Regions from separate parts of the Homo sapiens genome. Here region 1 is linked to region 2. A link is a loop called in an ENCODE intact Hi-C map of the cell type or tissue named here. Cell type or tissue: B cell. All regions are shown on one strand. Each heading gives the region's core, and the rest is flanking DNA. Links, peaks and the distances in the headings are about the cores only. Region 1 overlaps SLC1A2 (solute carrier family 1 member 2). Region 2 overlaps SLC1A2 (solute carrier family 1 member 2).

The links. Hi-C counts contacts between places; a loop is a spot of excess contacts. Peaks named below come from ENCODE experiments on the same cell type or tissue, not always from the same donor. Only the 100,000 strongest peaks of a DNase experiment are listed, where the experiment ranks them.
Region 1: it touches region 2 in a loop (6-fold over the local background); 4 of 110 quality-filtered maps call a loop at or near these places.

Annotation. Positions count from the first base shown.
Region 1 is chr11:35,252,982-35,262,108 of GRCh38, forward strand. It overlaps SLC1A2 (solute carrier family 1 member 2), which reads right to left. Exons shown (of 11, transcript NM_004171.4): 11 at 1-7,984. The coding sequence ends at 7,913. Among named protein-coding and RNA genes, the nearest start is that of SLC1A2-AS1, 24 kb to the right of the region's middle. In B cell, for the core only: no CTCF peak of the experiment used is centred there; a DNase peak (open chromatin) is centred at 4,490; H3K4me3 peaks cover 1,274 bases; H3K27ac peaks cover 684 bases.
Region 2 is chr11:35,308,612-35,316,611 of GRCh38, forward strand. SLC1A2 (solute carrier family 1 member 2) reads right to left here. Exons shown (of 11, transcript NM_004171.4): 3 at 6,412-6,564; 4 at 3,587-3,837. Among named protein-coding and RNA genes, the nearest start is that of SLC1A2-AS1, 31 kb to the left of the region's middle. In B cell, for the core only: no CTCF peak of the experiment used is centred there; a DNase peak (open chromatin) is centred at 4,950; H3K4me3 peaks cover 1,645 bases; H3K27ac peaks cover 2,243 bases.

The sequences.
Region 1 (9,127 bases), core at 1,128-9,127, 55 kb before region 2:
TCAAATACATACCAATACACTTTCTATGTAACTGACTACTTTTTAAACCACGGTAAAAATACTACTCCTACCACCATCTCAGAAAGTATTTGGTGGAAGGAAGACACCTCGTCTCTGCAGTGGCTATCGTTTTACCTTTCGGGGAAGTTATATAGTCTGTTATTCACCTGAGGACAGAAACTACCTGGGCTGCTTTTAAACAATTTCAGTATGATTCTAAGCCCCCACTCCCAGCCCCCAGTGATACAGTATTGCCTCATAGTTGGTTCTAAAAATTTTTTGTAAACTTTCTTTAAAAATATGTGCTCAATTCACATAACAATGTGACATTTACCACTAATTTGCTTGGCAAGAATTAACTGCAACAAATCTGTCCTGATTTCATCTCTAGCACTCATCCTCAGTCTCTGCTACTCAAAGTTTTCCTAAGCCAATTTCCACATAAACCTTTAGGAATGTATGAAACATTCTGATCTAGGAATAATCCTACTATTAATACCTTGTCTTTGATAGTCTTAGAGAAAAGCAAAATGAGAATGCTCAGCTGGAAAAACAAGGCCTGGTGTCAAACATTTAAAAAATCAGCACCATTCCTTGAGTTAGAAAGATGAATTATTTAGATGTATATCCTCACCAGCTAAGGGATTTAAGCAATTCCTTGTTCTTAATGGTTCATTTTGTTTATTGCATCACTAAAGACTGGGTTCTTAAATTTGTCAAATGTGACTATATAGTCAAGAAACAATTGGTAGCTCTAAATTGCTGAAGAAACTTCTTGTGCTCTAATTAGTTATAATTCTACATGTGTGGTTACATAGAAAATACTGTAAGAAAATATGTCTGCAAAATTACAGATACTAAATAGATTAATTCAGTCTACACTGAGTTCTTTATAATTTCTGAAGAATAGTTACAAACCTATAACATTATTAAAGGCTAAATTAATATTAAACATATAACATCCAGGTCTATAAATACATTTTCTAATGCTCTTTATAAATAATAGCAAACAAGCTAGGGGATTTGTTTAAAAAAATGTAAGACTGGGCTGGAGGAATTTGTGGATTTAGGGTGCAATACTGATCAGAGGGCAATATATTGTCCCTGGTAACACAGACTCTTACCAGGAAGCCAAAATATATCTGCTGGCAACAAGATCAAGTTAGATTCACAGTTTGCCAGCTCTTTCCTCAAGCTGTAGAAAACAAATAGAAAAACAATATACAAAATCCTCAAAAAAGTAGTTTTTTTATATACAAATCTCTATAGTGACCAGATAATCTGATCTGTGTTGTGCAACATGGAGATGCAATGCTGAGGTTTTCCAGGAGAAAGAGAAAGGGAGGGAGTTAAGGTGATTTGTAGAAAAATCTAGATGCCAAAGGATGACTTTCTATAAGGGAAGTAACTCTTATGGAGTATTAAACCACCAGACAGCCAACTTTCTGATCATTTATCTCAGGGAATTCGCTCCATGGGTCCATGGGGGAGAAACCTCAGAGATGTGCTGGACCAACTTCCTTGGCTAGTGTGTGTATTTGCCCCCTAGCAAAGGCAACAGGCTGTTTCCAGGCAGGCAAAATGGTTGCCATGAGAAGAAACAGTGCCCCAGAAGGAGTGAGGCTCCGACTGCAACATCTCCATCTCCAGTGAGGATGATGACAAGGCTAACAGTCAGTTGTCAGGTTTCAACACTCACCCAAGGATTGGGGGTGTCTCCAGAGAAACTGAGGACCTGTTGCTACCCATTCTCTAGGTCAACTTCTGACTCTACAAAGCAGTGAGGTCTGTTCCAATAGCTGGTTTTATTCTCAGCACAAAAGGGCCCTGTGTAAAAACCAGAAGGATTTTGTAAAATATCAAAATGAATATTTGGCCTGGAGGTTGGAAAGTGAAGCAAGGCTGGACATAGAAAAAAACTGATCAGTAGTTATTCAGGATATTATTTAGGATAAATGAAATAGGAACTTAGGGGCATCTCTCACTTTTCTACAGGTTCTTATCTGGGTCAATGAAGAAATTGTGTTTATCTTGCTGCCCTTGCATCAGGTTTTTTGCACTAATGGAAAAAAGCCGGCCGAAAAACAAAACCCAATCCTTTCAGTCCTAGCTTTACATCTTGCCCTTGCAAACCTGAAGAGCTGAAGTCTTCTCTGACAACAAAGGAGTTCACAACACAACAAATACCAACACTACTCTATTTAGCAGAAGTTTGGACAAACAGCAGAGGTGTCCACCATGGGCCATTGCAGCAGTGCCAGAAAGTGCAAGAGGTTGTTTAAAGATCATGGCTGGTGACATGGACCTTGTAGACCATGCATTGTATCCCATCCACCCTACAAACTAATCAGGCCTTGAAGAGGGCAATGATAGTCAGAAAATTCCATTCTTGTAAGTTAGAGCATCTCTTCCTGCAATGTGATACCCATGATAAAAACAAACCAAGAGGAAAATGTGAAAATGAATTTGCGGGCTTACTTGTGAATGGGTGTGCATGTCTACATACTGGCGGAGAAGAAAAGATATTTACAAACAGTTGCCGTGATTGTGCAAGTGTTGTACCAAATTTCAAAAGAGTGATCAAGGTTATTCACCAAAGGCTCTCAAATTCCCATACTGGGTGGGCAATTAGAATTGTTGGAGAAAATTGTGTGTTTTGGGTATTCAGAGAGGGCTCTGTTGCTACAGCAGCAATGATGCAACAGCTTGAGTGAGGCTGTAGGTTCATCCAGTCCTCTCATGTTGACTCTGGAAACATTTTTCCGTGAGCCAAATCACTACTTCTATTAGGAAGGTGAGTTTAAGTCAAGGGAACTTTTATTAAAAAACTTTTATTGGTGTCTCAAAATATCAAACTGTGAATGAACATGGCCAACTTTGAAGCTTGTTGTAAAACATCAAATGAATAGAGGCTTGAATTTAATTTCTCCCAAAGGAGATGAGAAAAATCTAAATTGATTATTCATTATTGTGGGCTACTTCAACTTAAAATGTAAATAGGTCACATTTTATAGTAGGAAGCCTCTTAAGAAGGAAACAAAGCAGAGATCATAATACATTGGGCTCATAGGGCTGGAAGGGGATTTTAGTCATTTAATCCAACCCCTTCACTTTTCATATGGGAGAAAATGAGGCTTGGACACAAAATGACTTATGTAAGTCATACAGCTAAAAATGGGCAGAGTCTAAATCAAATGTTCCCTCTACCAAACCATGTTGTTTCTTATCATCTCTATGTCATTGCCTGAATTAGCTGTGTTATGCTACAAAGTTGGATACTATTTAATCAAGATTCTCTGTTATCTATTTTAAAACCAAGCCTCACACTAACTTGTGTGATGGCTTACTAAGCTGGCTGTTAGCAAAGCAGCAACAATAAGTGGAATGATAGGAAAGGAAGAGGTGGAGTAGAAAATTTGGTTTTCTTTTAGGGAAAATCATAAGAAAATGTGTCATGAGCAGCTGGAAACTCACTCTATGCTAGGAGAACAATCTGCCTCTAGTGCCACCTGCTTGGATTGGCACTCAGTGATCCCTCTAGGCTTAACCAGAAATTACTACAGATACTGAGACCATTTATCTTCTTTGACAATTAGACTTACAAAACTCACTCCAGAATTCCTTCAGGCTGTTTTTTTTTTAACTTAGTCTTCTTCTGCCTCCAGACTCTAGCATTCTTATTCAAGGAGCAAGTATGATAATAACTGAAAATTTCATTTGGTCCTTTTTCTTGGTTTGGAATGAGTTCAGTTGGAGAATAAGTAAAACAAACCAGCAGCTCAGACAACTAGATAGCCGTAAGAGTTAGAGAGCAGCTAGGTGAGAAAAATCACTTCCACTGGGGTATAACTGCTGTGCACTTTTAGTCATCAAACTAGATGAGAGCTAATGAGACTTGTTTTTCAGGAGTCAGAACTATGGAGAATTCTCTCTGAGCACGGATATACCTACTTGGATTTACTGCTGCATTCCATGGGAAAATATTGCACAGGTGGCCGAAGCCTTGATTCTGACAAAAGTAAAAAAAACTATAACATCACTTTTGCTATTGAGAGCAAAGGGACGTGTAGTATTTGCAAAAACATGGCAGAATTGGGTTTCCTTTGGTGGACCCAGTAAATGAGTTTCCCAACCACTTTGCTCCAAAAGGGCTTCTTGACTAGATACATATGCAAATGATGTATTTCTCCACACACAAGTGGAAATGACCAGAGACCCTCTAATCAACAGGTCATTGAGATTCCTGGCATCACCTAGCAGGAATCTCCCCATGACTTGAATTTTCCCTAAGCCTTTCTCATATTCCATGAGTCTAAATCCAGGAGCTAGGCATTTTGGCACCCCTTCTTTCAGCTTTCATGAATATCCAGGCTGACTAGTGGTTCGAGAGGAGAAAGAAATATTTGTCTTTTACAGGGTATGGTAACTTCCGCAGACAGCAAAACCATAGGCTGTGTTTCTACACACTCAATAGGAAGTAAAAACTGAAACTGATAGCTATGTGGTTCAGCTCTCATAACCTAGAGTCCTATGTTGAAGATCTGTGAGATCTAGATGATTGCCCTGATTTTCTGATGCTCTTTGTATGGGAAGCATGCCCTCAAAGATCTAAGGTAAAGTATTACCTTGAAAGATAAGCTATTCTTCTCACTGATTGGATTGGATTTGATTCATTGAATTTGAGTAAGTAATTAAGTGATGATTCCACTTGGGTTTCTCAAAGGGCAAGAATGAGAAAGAGAAGAATTAAAGTCTACTTAGTTGGTTTTCTCCTGAAATGATTCTGATTCCTAAAAAACATGAATGAGTCTATAGCAAAATGGCATTGCCGAAGCCCTGATTTACAGACCTTACAGGATGCAGTGTATGTATGTTTCTGGCCTGCTGTAACTGTATATAAATATAACATTTATGCATTATCAAATAGTAACAGACTATTACAAGCATTCATATATATGTTGAACCAATTAGGATAAATCTATACATATAATTGACAGGTTAAATGTATTCTATTTAGATAAAGGTTATTAGAGGTATACCCTGGATCCATTTGTTCTGTTTATGGCACATATGCTGGGCAAAGAAAATCCCAAATGGGCATGGCAAGGGAGAAATAAATGAGGCTTAAATAAAAACAGAGGACATAGACATATGTCAACATGTCAACTCTACATGCATTTTGGATTTTCAGGCTAGTCCTGAGTTCAAGAAATTGTATATTTTTAATATGACTTATTGAATTTCCAGATAAGTGTGATTTTCTAAGTATATTCTCACGAGACTTCCTGCACACAGTAAGTCTCAGACCAGAAAAAACTTGCTTTGTGAAGTTGTACACCTTGTTTCTTCCAAACACATTGTCTGCTGACATATTTACAGGCTAATAGGATAGCTAGGAAAAAGTTGAAGACAAAACACACCGGAAAGGTTTCAGGCAGAGTTCTGAGAAGAGAATCCTGTGACCACTCCATTGAGAAACATGCCCATGTATATAGATCCCAAAGCTGGCCTTCCATAGCAAAAAACAACAAGCTCCTAGACGCTTTGCCTATAGCCTCCAACTTACCAGAAAAAAGCTCTTGGGAACACCACTTAAAGAAAATCCTAAACAGTTTCACAGCTAAACCCAGGAACTGTCTCCTTAACCTATAACATTTGCTGTAAAGAATGTATTTTCTGGCCGGGCACGGTGGCTCACGCCTGTAATCCCAGCACTTTGGGAGGCCATGGCGGGTGGATCATGAGGTCAGGAGATCGAGACCATCCTGGCTAACATAATGAAACCCATCTGTACTAAAAATACAAAAAATTAGCCAGGCATGGTGGCATGTGCCTGTAGTCCCAGCTACTCGGGAGGCTGAGACAGGAGAATCGCTTGAACTAGAGAGGTGGACATTGCAGTGCAGTGAGCTGAGATCGTGCCACTGTACTCCAGCCTGAGCAACAGAGCAAGACTCTGTCTAAAAAAAAAAAAAAAAAAAGAATGCATTTTCTACTACTACACTTAATCATATCCCTTGACCACCCTGACCCTGTTTACTGCCCATCTACTGGAAATAAAGACCAATGTCATTTGAAAAGCAAAAATGAAAAGTTGCCTAATACTGTTCAGTAGTGATCCTTATCCAAAAATCACTAGGGTTTAGGAGACAAAAACAACTGGAATCTCATGTCTCTTGTATGTTTCAAAGGTATCTGATTTAAAAGAGAGAAGTCACAAGGAGCAGATAAGAAAGGCTATTTGAGGTCCATAAGCACCCTCATCTCAGAGAATTTGGATTCTATAAACCATGACTGTCTCAGCATCCCTCCGCTGGTTTCATATAATACAGCCTATTCTCACCTATAAACAAGGTTCTACATACTTCTTAGAGTCAAATGTGCTTTATTTCTCAATGATTCAAGTCCCAAGCTTACTCCCAAACCCAGCAACCTTAGGAAAATACTGTGCGTTATTCAATAAAAAAGGATAGTAGAGACATTAAAAATTTTAGCTTGCATTACCAATCATTAAGGATTTGTTGGCTGCCTACTGCATGCAAGGCACTGTGCTACACCAATTATATTATTTATTCCTTAAAACTTCACAGCCTTAAACAAGATTCCATCTGTGAAGTTGTACAGAGCCATCCTTTGTTGCCATGTCATTGTTCAAGGCTGCCTGGACTCTGCCATAGGAATATCACTTTTATAGGGTTTTGCACAGATGTTTGTTTTCTGTTCCTTTCTACTGAGAAGACTGAGGAGGAAGACTGGCTCTGCTTCCAACTGTGTCCTATAACTGGTTTTATGTGCTTTGATAGAAGATAACAAAACGCTTTCAACATATTGGATAAATACCAGTATTTTTGTTTCATCAAGAGATGACATTAAAAGAGGCACAGCCAACACAAGTGTCTTCCATGTGTGAGGACAGTAAAATGACCAGGCTTTCTAGGACGATGAGATGATGACTGAAATAATTGACAGATTAAAAATATCTTTTTCTTTAGGAACCAAAAAATAATCTTTTGGGTTAAACAAAGCAAAACACATACCAAATAATCTCATTTGATTTTACTACACCAGGTGAAGGCAAACCGAACATAAATAAATTTGAATATTTAACTCTGGTTAAACTTTATGTTGACTGTGCTCTCTTACTTTTGTCAATATCTACAGTGGTTATATATAAAATACTTCCTAATCAATTATCAAATTTAGAAAGAATAATGAAACATACTTTGAAATTTCAACCATTGTTCTCACAGATTACACAGGGTAAGGCAGAGATGTAACAGGTTCTTTAATCAACTGCCTTTAAGAGCATGGCTCCCTTTAAAACTGTCTTTGAAACATTTTACTTAAAGAGCATATGGAAGATAAATTGTCAGAATTCCCTAAGACAGGTATTTGCTTTTAATCAATCCATGTGCAAGCTTTACTAGACATTTTAAGGGGAGTTACTTCTAGAGGCTTTTAATAGAATCTCTTGTGCATAACAAGGCGAGACATGGAGAACACTTTAAGGAATAACACGCTGTGTGTTTGCTCATTTTCCCAAGTCCCTGGAGTGTACCACACTGCTTTACTCATGTCCCCTGGGAAAAGAGCATCCACATTTCTGCATCTTGGGAGAAAAGGGAAGCTGGCAAGAACGTGTCTTCAATTCCAACTGATTCCTCCAGCAGCATCCATTCAAATAATAATACAAGTGAGAAAATTAGACGGTTATAAAGCATTATTTGGCAAAGACACAGCACCGTGCCTGTCATCACTGACTCACAAGAGCTCCTCTAAGCCTCGGCTAACAGATTAAGTAAACATAGAAATATACGCATTTTTTTCCTTTTTAAAGAAAGCTTGTTTATATCATCAGTTACCATAGGATACGCTGGGGAGTTTATTCAAGAATTTGCTGAGACTCATATCCTTATTTCTCACGTTTCCAAGGTTCTTCCTCAACACTGCAGTCGGCTGACTTTCCATTGGCTGCCAGAGTTACCTGAAAATAATTATCATCAACATCCAGCTTACAGACCACGAACCAGAAAAAAGCCCTGTGGGTTATGTGGAGAAGCACCAAATCCAAGATTATACTACATGACTGAAATATTAGTTTTAAATGGAGTTCTTTCCAAATTGAATTTGAACCTGTCTTGGGTTTCAACAGTGATCTGAGAATTTTAAAAATCCATATTTGCCTTGGGAGTATCAAGGTATTAAAGCTGCTTTGTAATTTGGGGAATAACTTCTACTATGTTTTTAGTGTTGTGGGGTGTCTAACTACCCAGAGATCCATCACACAATAACACAGTCCTTAAAATACAGTGCCCATGTGCTACTCCATACAACCACAGAGGAAGAAATCCAGAACTAGGTATCTAGTTCTACTCATGCATGTGAAAGGTTCAGTTGCAATGACACCAGGTAGATGGCATACGTGTCTAATTTTTAAATCAGAAATCATGACATTTCAGCTGTGCCAAATAAGCTATCCCAGCTTTAAAGATTAAAAAGAAAAGTAGGGAGAATTAAAAGTCTGAGATTGGTGACAATGTTTATCTAAATTACTTCAATGCAGACATTTAATAATCAGATAAAATTACCAGACCATCTATATTATGCTTCCCTGGCTCAAAGTGAACTGAACCTTTTTGCAGAATAGGAGGTTTTCCCCTCCACTTCTAAGTAGTTTTCCTAGCTTACCTTCTGTCTGTCTGTCCTCAACGTCATGTGCAAACTTAAACCCACGACTGATATTCCACATAATGGAGAGACTGGATTTATGAAAGCATTAGAATATGGAGACGTGACAAACGCAGTAATGTTTGAAAGAAATCTGACTTTCTTCTTACCCAAGTGGAAGTGAAATGCATGCATCATGACCACATACAACATGCTAGGAACAGAAAACCAAGTGCCCTTCAACGAATCAAGCAAAGGAAAATAAAAACCATTTATCCAATCCCCATTAGCCCCCCAATTTTTTTCAGAAAAACAGACCATGCAATTAGCAATGACTGCTCCACATGCAGTTATTCTGATTAAACTTGAAAACTATTGTGTAACTTCAAACTACTATTACCAGGCAAGAGTTTGAATACACAGACCAACAAGACATAACAATGCTTGAAATGGTTAAAGT
Region 2 (8,000 bases), core at 1-8,000:
GCCAAACTCATTCTTTTATAGCAGCATTAATCCCATCCATGAAAGCAGAGACCTCATGGCCTAATCACCTCCCAAAGGGTCCACTTATCAATATTGTTATAATGGCAACTAAATTTCAGCATGAATTTTGGAAGGGACAGACATCCAAAGCATAGCAGGTGCTAATTCCAGTCTCCCTGTCCCTAAGCCACCATCATGTCTCATCATAAAACCTGCAAAACCATAAACTGACCTACTCAACTTTCTTCTTGTCTGCATACAGTCTATAGGTAAGTGTGGCTACCTATAACCCTATCTATATCCTTAGCTTCCCCTGGCCCACCAAGTCATGCCTGAGCTGAGTTTACCTTCCTCCACTCACTATACCTCCACACTGGCCTCACACAGCCTCCTTTTTCTTTTCTGAACATTATAAGTACTTTTCAGCTTCTGCATATCTGTGCCTCTACTGAGAAGCTCCTTTCCCCAGCTCTTTGTAGGCCTAACTCATTCTGATCCCCTATCCTCTCAGCTGAAATATCTCCCCTAGTTACCACCAGCCTATCATCCTGCCTCTAGCCCTCAGAGAACACCTGTCTTAATGTTTAAGTCTCTTCTGTGTTTCCCTGATGTTTGTTTTGGTCTACCTCCCTCCCCTTTAATGTAAGTGAGCTCCTTGGGGCAGGGTCCTCATCTGTCTCCTCCCCCCGTGGCATCCTTGTACAAAGCAGAGAGCCTGGCAGCCCGTCCTGCTCACAAGTATTGGCCGAGTGAACATACACAGATCACGGAATTTTCTGGAGGAAAAGAACCCATGCGGTCTCTATTACTGGGCTGGATTTAACGTTGTAAGGTCATATCTTACAGCCAGTTACTGTCTTGGAAATCTCACTTTGGTTCAAAGTAAGCCCCAGAAAGCAAGCTGGAGACCTCTCTGCTCACAAAGACACAGGGACTTAACTTGGGCAAACCAGGCCCTGTCGCCTGGGAGGAGGCAGTCTCCACTCTGCGGGGAGCTCATCTTCCTCTTTACATTTCTGTTTCTAACTCTGGTCAAGGAGCCTCCTCCACTCAAGACAGGTTATTTTAAATGACTTCTAGCTGTACTCATGGACACAGAAGATGTCTCTCACGCACCCTTTCTCTCTGGAAATGCCACGTCCCTTTAAAAGAGTTTCCTGTCCTCAAGTCCTCTTCAGTGCCTTCCTTCCAGGCTTAAGGAATCTGTAACCATCCTCTCCCTGAGGTGGATTCTACACCATTCTTCCTCAGGTTGTCCTAATCCAAAGGGACCTTGATACTGAGCCTACTGAGGGACCAAGGCTCAGTCCTCATATGAATTTTGGCAATAGAAAGTTGGGGTCAGGGCTGGCGTGGGGCAGGGAATGGCTCAGGTCTCTATTCCAGAATGGCAGAGAGCAGCCTTTGCCATGGGCAGCTGCATGCAAAGACTGCCCATCCACCACAGCGCTCACCGAGTGTGAGTGTGGCCAGCTCCACAAAAGTTCACTCCAAGACCAGAGCAATAGCTCCAGGAGCCTGCCTGCTTCTTGGTCCTGCCTTCCTTTTTTCACAGAGCATGGCATGACCAGGCACAGAACTGTGTCCAAATCTGTCCTTCCCAGGCCCTCCTATGCTCCACTCTCCCCCAATCTACTACCAGCTCAGCCTCCTGCAGCTGCGATCCCAGAATGCTCTTTCCAAAATGTTAAGAATGGATAGCACCCAATCGTGTCTCTCACACTAAAGCAAGTCAGTTCATCTTTCTGAGCAGGCTGGCTGAGGGGCAAACACGCTATACAGATGGAGCCCACTAAGCACCTTCTTCTCCAGCTTATTTCTGTTTATTTCTGCATCCAACTTCCCTGGCGTGGAATGGTTTCCTTTAATATAGGTCCATGCTACATGTTCCACTAAAATAGTATCTGAAACCAGGGAACATATCCCAACCCAGAGTAATCTGGGCTCAGCAATGGTTAAGGACTACATTTTGGAGACAGCTAGGAATACATACTTTTCTTCTAAGCAAACTGTTTCCTAAGCTCATTCTTCTGTGCTTGGAAATGGCTGAAGTTTTAGCTTAGACTGCTTGGTTTTAGCTTAGTTTCTACCTGGGTTAATGGAAACCGGGGTGTGCGGGATGTGTTCTAGCCTATGCTGGCCTTGGGGCTAGAAAACAGGGTAGTGAATGGGGCCTACTCAGCTAACTCAGTGGTTCCACTCAACAGAATCACCTGTTTTAAAAAAATCTCAAGTTTAAAAAAATGTATAGGCATGTATGCAGCAAGCAAGAGTATACATTGCTAAGGAATCTGTACCCACTGCTACATACTTTTGTAGTGCCATTTTGCAACAGCCAGCAAACTCAAAATACAAAACTCCTTGTCCTGACAAGGACATTTTTACTTCTAGGAATTTATCCTTTAAAAATATTATGCAATCATGAAAAAAAGAAGAGATGACTTTAAAACATTGTTCAATGTTTTTCATTGTTCAAACATTGTTCTGTGAAAAAGTCAGATGTAACGTTTTATGAACAATGGAGTACCATTGGGTTAAATTCTTTTTTTTTGTTTTTTTGTTTTTTGTTTTTGAGACAGTATGTCACTCCGTCTCCCAGGCTGGAGTGCAGTGGCTCTGCTCACTGCAATCTCTGCCTCCCGGGCTCAAGCAATTCTCTTGCCTCGGCCTCCCGAGTAGCTGGGATTACAGGCATGCGCCACCACACCCGGCTAATTTTTGCATTTTTAGTAGAGATGGGGTTTCACCATGTTGGCCAGGCTGGTTTTGAATTCCTAACCTCAAATGATCCCCCTGCCTCGGCCTCTCGAAGTGCTGGGATTATAGGCATGAGCCACCACGCCCAGCCAGGGTTGAATTCTTTTAAAGATTATGCACACTTGCATAAGTGGCAAAAGAAAAATACAGGGGAGGAAACAGCATTCTCAACATAAGTAGCTCTAGAGAAGGGGAAGCAGAAGCTTCTAACTTTTACTTTGTGTACTTCTATACTTTCTAAAATTTTCATAATCTGCATGTATTACTTCCACAATTTAAAAAACTACCCAAGCTCCAGATTCATCTCTTGGAGATTCTGATTGTGTAGGGTATTTGTATTTTTTTAAAAGTGCCATTGGTGGTTTAGCTTTACTGCCACGTTTGAGAACCACTGTGTATTCTAGAAGGTTGTGGGCAAGGCTAATAAAAATATGCCCATGGACAACTCAAAGACACATTTCCCAGCCTCATGCACAAAAAGGAAAGGAAGAGATAGATATAAGGAGAGAGAGAGAGAGAGAGAGGGAGGGAGAGAGAGAGAGAGAGAGAGAGAGGCGGGGGGGGGGGGTGGGGGAGAAAGGAGGACAATCCCACAGCAAAAATATATTAAGTGAGCTGGAAAAAAAGGGATGTTTAAAAAAATTAAAACCAGGAGACTCCAATCCCAAGATCCTGCCCTAAACCACCTCATAGAATCCCTGGGCCTAGACAGAGATAATTATATATTTAGAAAATTTCTACCCAGAGTTGGTCTGTTAAAATACTCTTAAGTTATCGCCTTGATAACTTAGAGGACTGGAGAAGAGAGAACATCTGAACTCTGGGTTACCTGTTGAAAGCAGGCTTGGACAAGGTTTTCAGGGAAGAGATTTCGAATAAGGTCCAGGAAGGCATCCAGGCTGGACACTTCATCATTCTTCTTCCCAGGCCCCAGCTGCTTCTTGAGCTTGGGATTGCCTGGATGGATAGCCAAGACCAGAATGACCCCCAGTACTGCAGCAATGATGGTCGTGGACATGTAATACACCATGGCTCTCGTGCCCAAGCGGCCACTAGCCTTAGCATCCAGGCCTGACAACCCTGGATTGAAAAGAAATGCAGAAGGATTAATTCTATTACGTTTGTGCTAATGACCTGTGTCTACATTTCTATGACGTTAGCTTCATATTACTCAAATGTGTTAATGGTTGATTAAATCTCCTACTGTAGTCTTCCCTCAATATCCATGAGAGGGTTGGTTCTGGGACTCCCAACAGATACCAAAATCTGAGAGTGCCCAAGTTTCTTCTGTAAAATGGTGTAGTATTTGTATATAACCTATGCACATCCTCCTGTCTACTTTAAACCACCTCTAAATTATTTACAATACCTAATACAATGTAAATGCTATGTACATAACTGTTATACTATATTTTTAACTTGCATTATTTTGTATTTTTTATTAGTTTTTTTTCTCAAATATTTTCAATCTGCACATGTGGGACTCACAGATATGCAGGGCCGACTGTATTGAATATTTGATCAATCCCATAGTTTATCATTCTATTATCCAGGGAGATTTTCAAGATTTTACAGAACTGGGAGAGTTGGAGATCCTCCTGTTTAGAGTTTACAAATGGTCTGTAACAAATTTTTTGTCAGTCTGCAATAATGAGTTAAAATAAAGTTGAAGACATCCCATTTTTAATTCTGAGATTATTCCTTTCCACTTTTTATTTTTTTTGGTCTTAACATCTCCTTTGTTTTATGAAGCGATGCTGCTGGTACATGCTAGTTTTTAACTTGTTTATTTATTTATGTTTTAATGTCCTCACTTGGAAGACTAAAAAGCTAGTAGTTCTGTGCCACACTCAAAATGTCTTTTGAATATATTACTGGTAACTGACATGGAGAGTCTGAGAATAACGATTTTGCCCAGTCCTCTCATTTCTCTGAGGTGAAGCATGAAGATCCACATTCCCAGCCTCATGCAGGGATTAGGGAACACCCCGTGAAGCACCCTGCCAATGGTGGGCACTTCATCTATACCTAGGGAGGTTAGAGGAAATTCCAAGCAAATTCACAAAAACTCCAGCCCCACTGGGTTTTTTTCCAGTTGTTTCTTGAATGTGTTCACTTCCTGGTTTCAGTTCCTGCTTTTACCAGAAAGAGAGATTGAACCCCTTTTTGGGTGTTAGTCCTTTTTGCTATGGGGGAAGAAGTTAGTGATGTGAGCTGCTCTAAATTAAGCTGACCTACGTGTGACCTACTTCTCTTTACAACCTAGTCTAATTCTAGCCGACGGGAGCTAGGTTTCCCCACCAAGTTGGCCAACGTATGACCTGTTAACAGGTGCAGAGAACATTTTCTCTGGTTTATAGAGGAGCACTGATGGTAAATGCACCCTTTCACTCAATCTAGCGCTGAATGATAAGGTCCCACTTAGCCCCTAAGTGCCTGATCCTGAGTTCCAGCATTTCAGGTACTGGGGTCACTGGTCAACCAGCTGAAGCCTCAACCCAGCTCAGCCCCTGAATCTCCTGGAGTTACCAGAGCCTCACTCACTTCTTTCATGAGGTGGCCAGTCCAGGGGAACAACTTCTCCAGATCACTTAGCTGGCTGGTACCCAAATATGGACCAAAGCTCAGCTTCCTGCCCTTAACTCAGAGTTTAGTCTCCAAAGGGCATCAATTTATACCCTGTTTGAGCAATATTATTTGGTAAGGAGGAAAATACCAGTATAAGCCCACAGAGGAAGAACAAATTCTTTCAAATAAAGTAATTAATTATTTTAGTCAAAGATAATTGATGCTGGGACTCAGGATATACACCTGTTAACAAATCATACATTGGCCAACTTGGTGGTAGTGAAAAATAAGTGAACATGATGCCACATATTAGGAGTAACTTTGTTCTGAAAAACTCAGAGGGCTTTCATACCTAGCATTTCATTTATTTTTAATGCCAATCTCCCTCAATTCCCAATTAAAATAGTAGATAATTTCCTTTTCCATCTATTACCTTTATCAGTATCTGAACAAAATATAATTTAGAAAGGGGAGAAAAGTAGACATTAAAAATTAAGGCCAGGTGCAGTGGCTCATGCCTGTAAACCCAGCACTTTGGGAGGCTGAGGCGGGTGGATCATGAGGTCAGGAGTTCGAGACCAGCTTGGCCAATATGGTGAAACCCTGTCTCTACTAAAAATACAAAAATTAGCCAGGCATGATGGCACATGCCTGTAGTCCCAGCTACTCAGGAGGCTGAGGCAGGAGAATCGCTTGAACCCACGAGGCACAGGTTGCAGTGAGCTGAGATTGCACCACCGCACTCCAGCATGGGCAACAGAGGGAGACTCCATCTCAAAAAAAAAAAAAATTTAAAACCACTAGAGGTATCATCACTTGTAACATGTGGCTGTGTTTCCTTTTCTTTTCTTTTTTTTTTTTTCTTTTTTTTGCTGGAGAGAAAGACAAATAGACTGACTAATCGATGGCAAGCTTTTATTTCTTTAGGGTTGATTATCCTCATTTCAGAGACGGGAAAACCAAAGCTCTGAAATGAAATGACATAGACGATCACATTCACTCAACCAAATTGAGATTCTACAGTTAATTAAAAGCCAGGGCAGGAGTATGACCCATGTTAGCCAGGCACTAGTGAGGTAGTCTTACCTGTGATTAAGCTGGAGATGATTAGAGGGAGAATGAGCATTTTTAGCATCCTCATGAGTATATCCCCTGGGAAGGCTATTAACATAACCACATCAGGGTGGATGGGAGATGCCAAGCGAAGAAGCCCTCCACACACTGCTCCCAGGATGACACCTAAAAGGAAGGGGAAAACAATATGAATTTATTTTTTGCCTTCGTCAAATGACTTACTCTAGACACTTATTTCAGCAACATTGACCTTTCTCATGCTTCTGCAGTATTAAATGATGAACAATGTGTAACAAAAACAACATTAGATAAGTGAAGCTGATTTTGATGACTAGCAAGAGAACTTTCTATACCTCCAACTATTCTTAAAAAGTCAGCACCCAAAGAGTCAAGGAGAACTCAAGGCTTTATGAAAGTGCACACTGGCAACTTGACTCCAACTTATTTGAGGCTATTTGTCTACTTGGAGCCAGAAATTGTTTATAGAAATAAACTATAAGGGGCTGGGCACAGTGGCTTGTGCCTATAATCCCAGCACTTTGGGAGGCCGAGGCGAGTGGGTCACCTGAGGTCAGGAGTTCGAGACCAGCCTGGCCAAAATAGTGAAACACCATCTCTACTAAAAATACAAAAATTTAGCTGGGTGTGGTGGCGGAAACCTGTAATCCCAGCTACTTGGGAGACTGAGGCAGGAGAATTGCTTGAACCCAGGAGGCAGAGGTTGCAGTGAGCTGAGATGGTGCCATTGCACTCCAGTGTGAGCAACAGGAGTGAGACTCCATCTCAAAAAAAAAAAAAAAAGAAAGAAAGAAAGAAAGAAAAAGAAAAAAGAAAGAAAGAACCCACAAGGACAGATATTGCCTCCTTGCCCAGCTCAAGCTTGGCCACATGGCATGGCATTTAATGTGTGTCTTCTCATTGTAACTGGAGGCAAGATAAAATGAACATTTAATTGACCAAGCTAGTGTGAATTCTATTTTTTTCTTCCCATCTATTTTCTTTGGCTTCCAATAATTTCCTCATGGCTCACTCTCAAGGCTTGTCCTTGACTTCTATGTCCTTTTACATAGCTTTTAGATTGCTGATCTTATGGGAGCTCAAGAATGGACTCTAAGATATATAATTTTGGAGGAAACAATTTAGGCAGAGATGCTGGCAGGGATCTTTCACTTTACAGACTCAAAGTTCCCAGAAGAAAAATTTTATATCTCTGCAAATGGGTGGCCAACATGAATGACCCTTTCAGAAACCACAAGTTGGGTCATAGTACCACTGGCCATAAGGGAGGGATGGAGTTCCAGGAATGCAGGCTACAGTGTTAATTCCACAGATGAGGAAGGAGTAATGTGGCTGAAAGCCTGATTTTTTTTCTTCTGCAGGTAAAAATCCCACTCTCCAACTTCTTCAAGTCCTGTGATGAATTAGATGTGGTTACATGGCGGGTAACCTTTGGAAAACCTAACCATGCCTGTGGTTTCTTATTAAGTGAACTTAGCTGTGGCGAGCTCCCAGTCCTGATCCTGGGCCACTGGCAACCAAGGCATCTGTCTCAAAGGAAAGGCCATGGAATGGAGGGGTTCAGGTAGGTGTGTGCAGGTGGG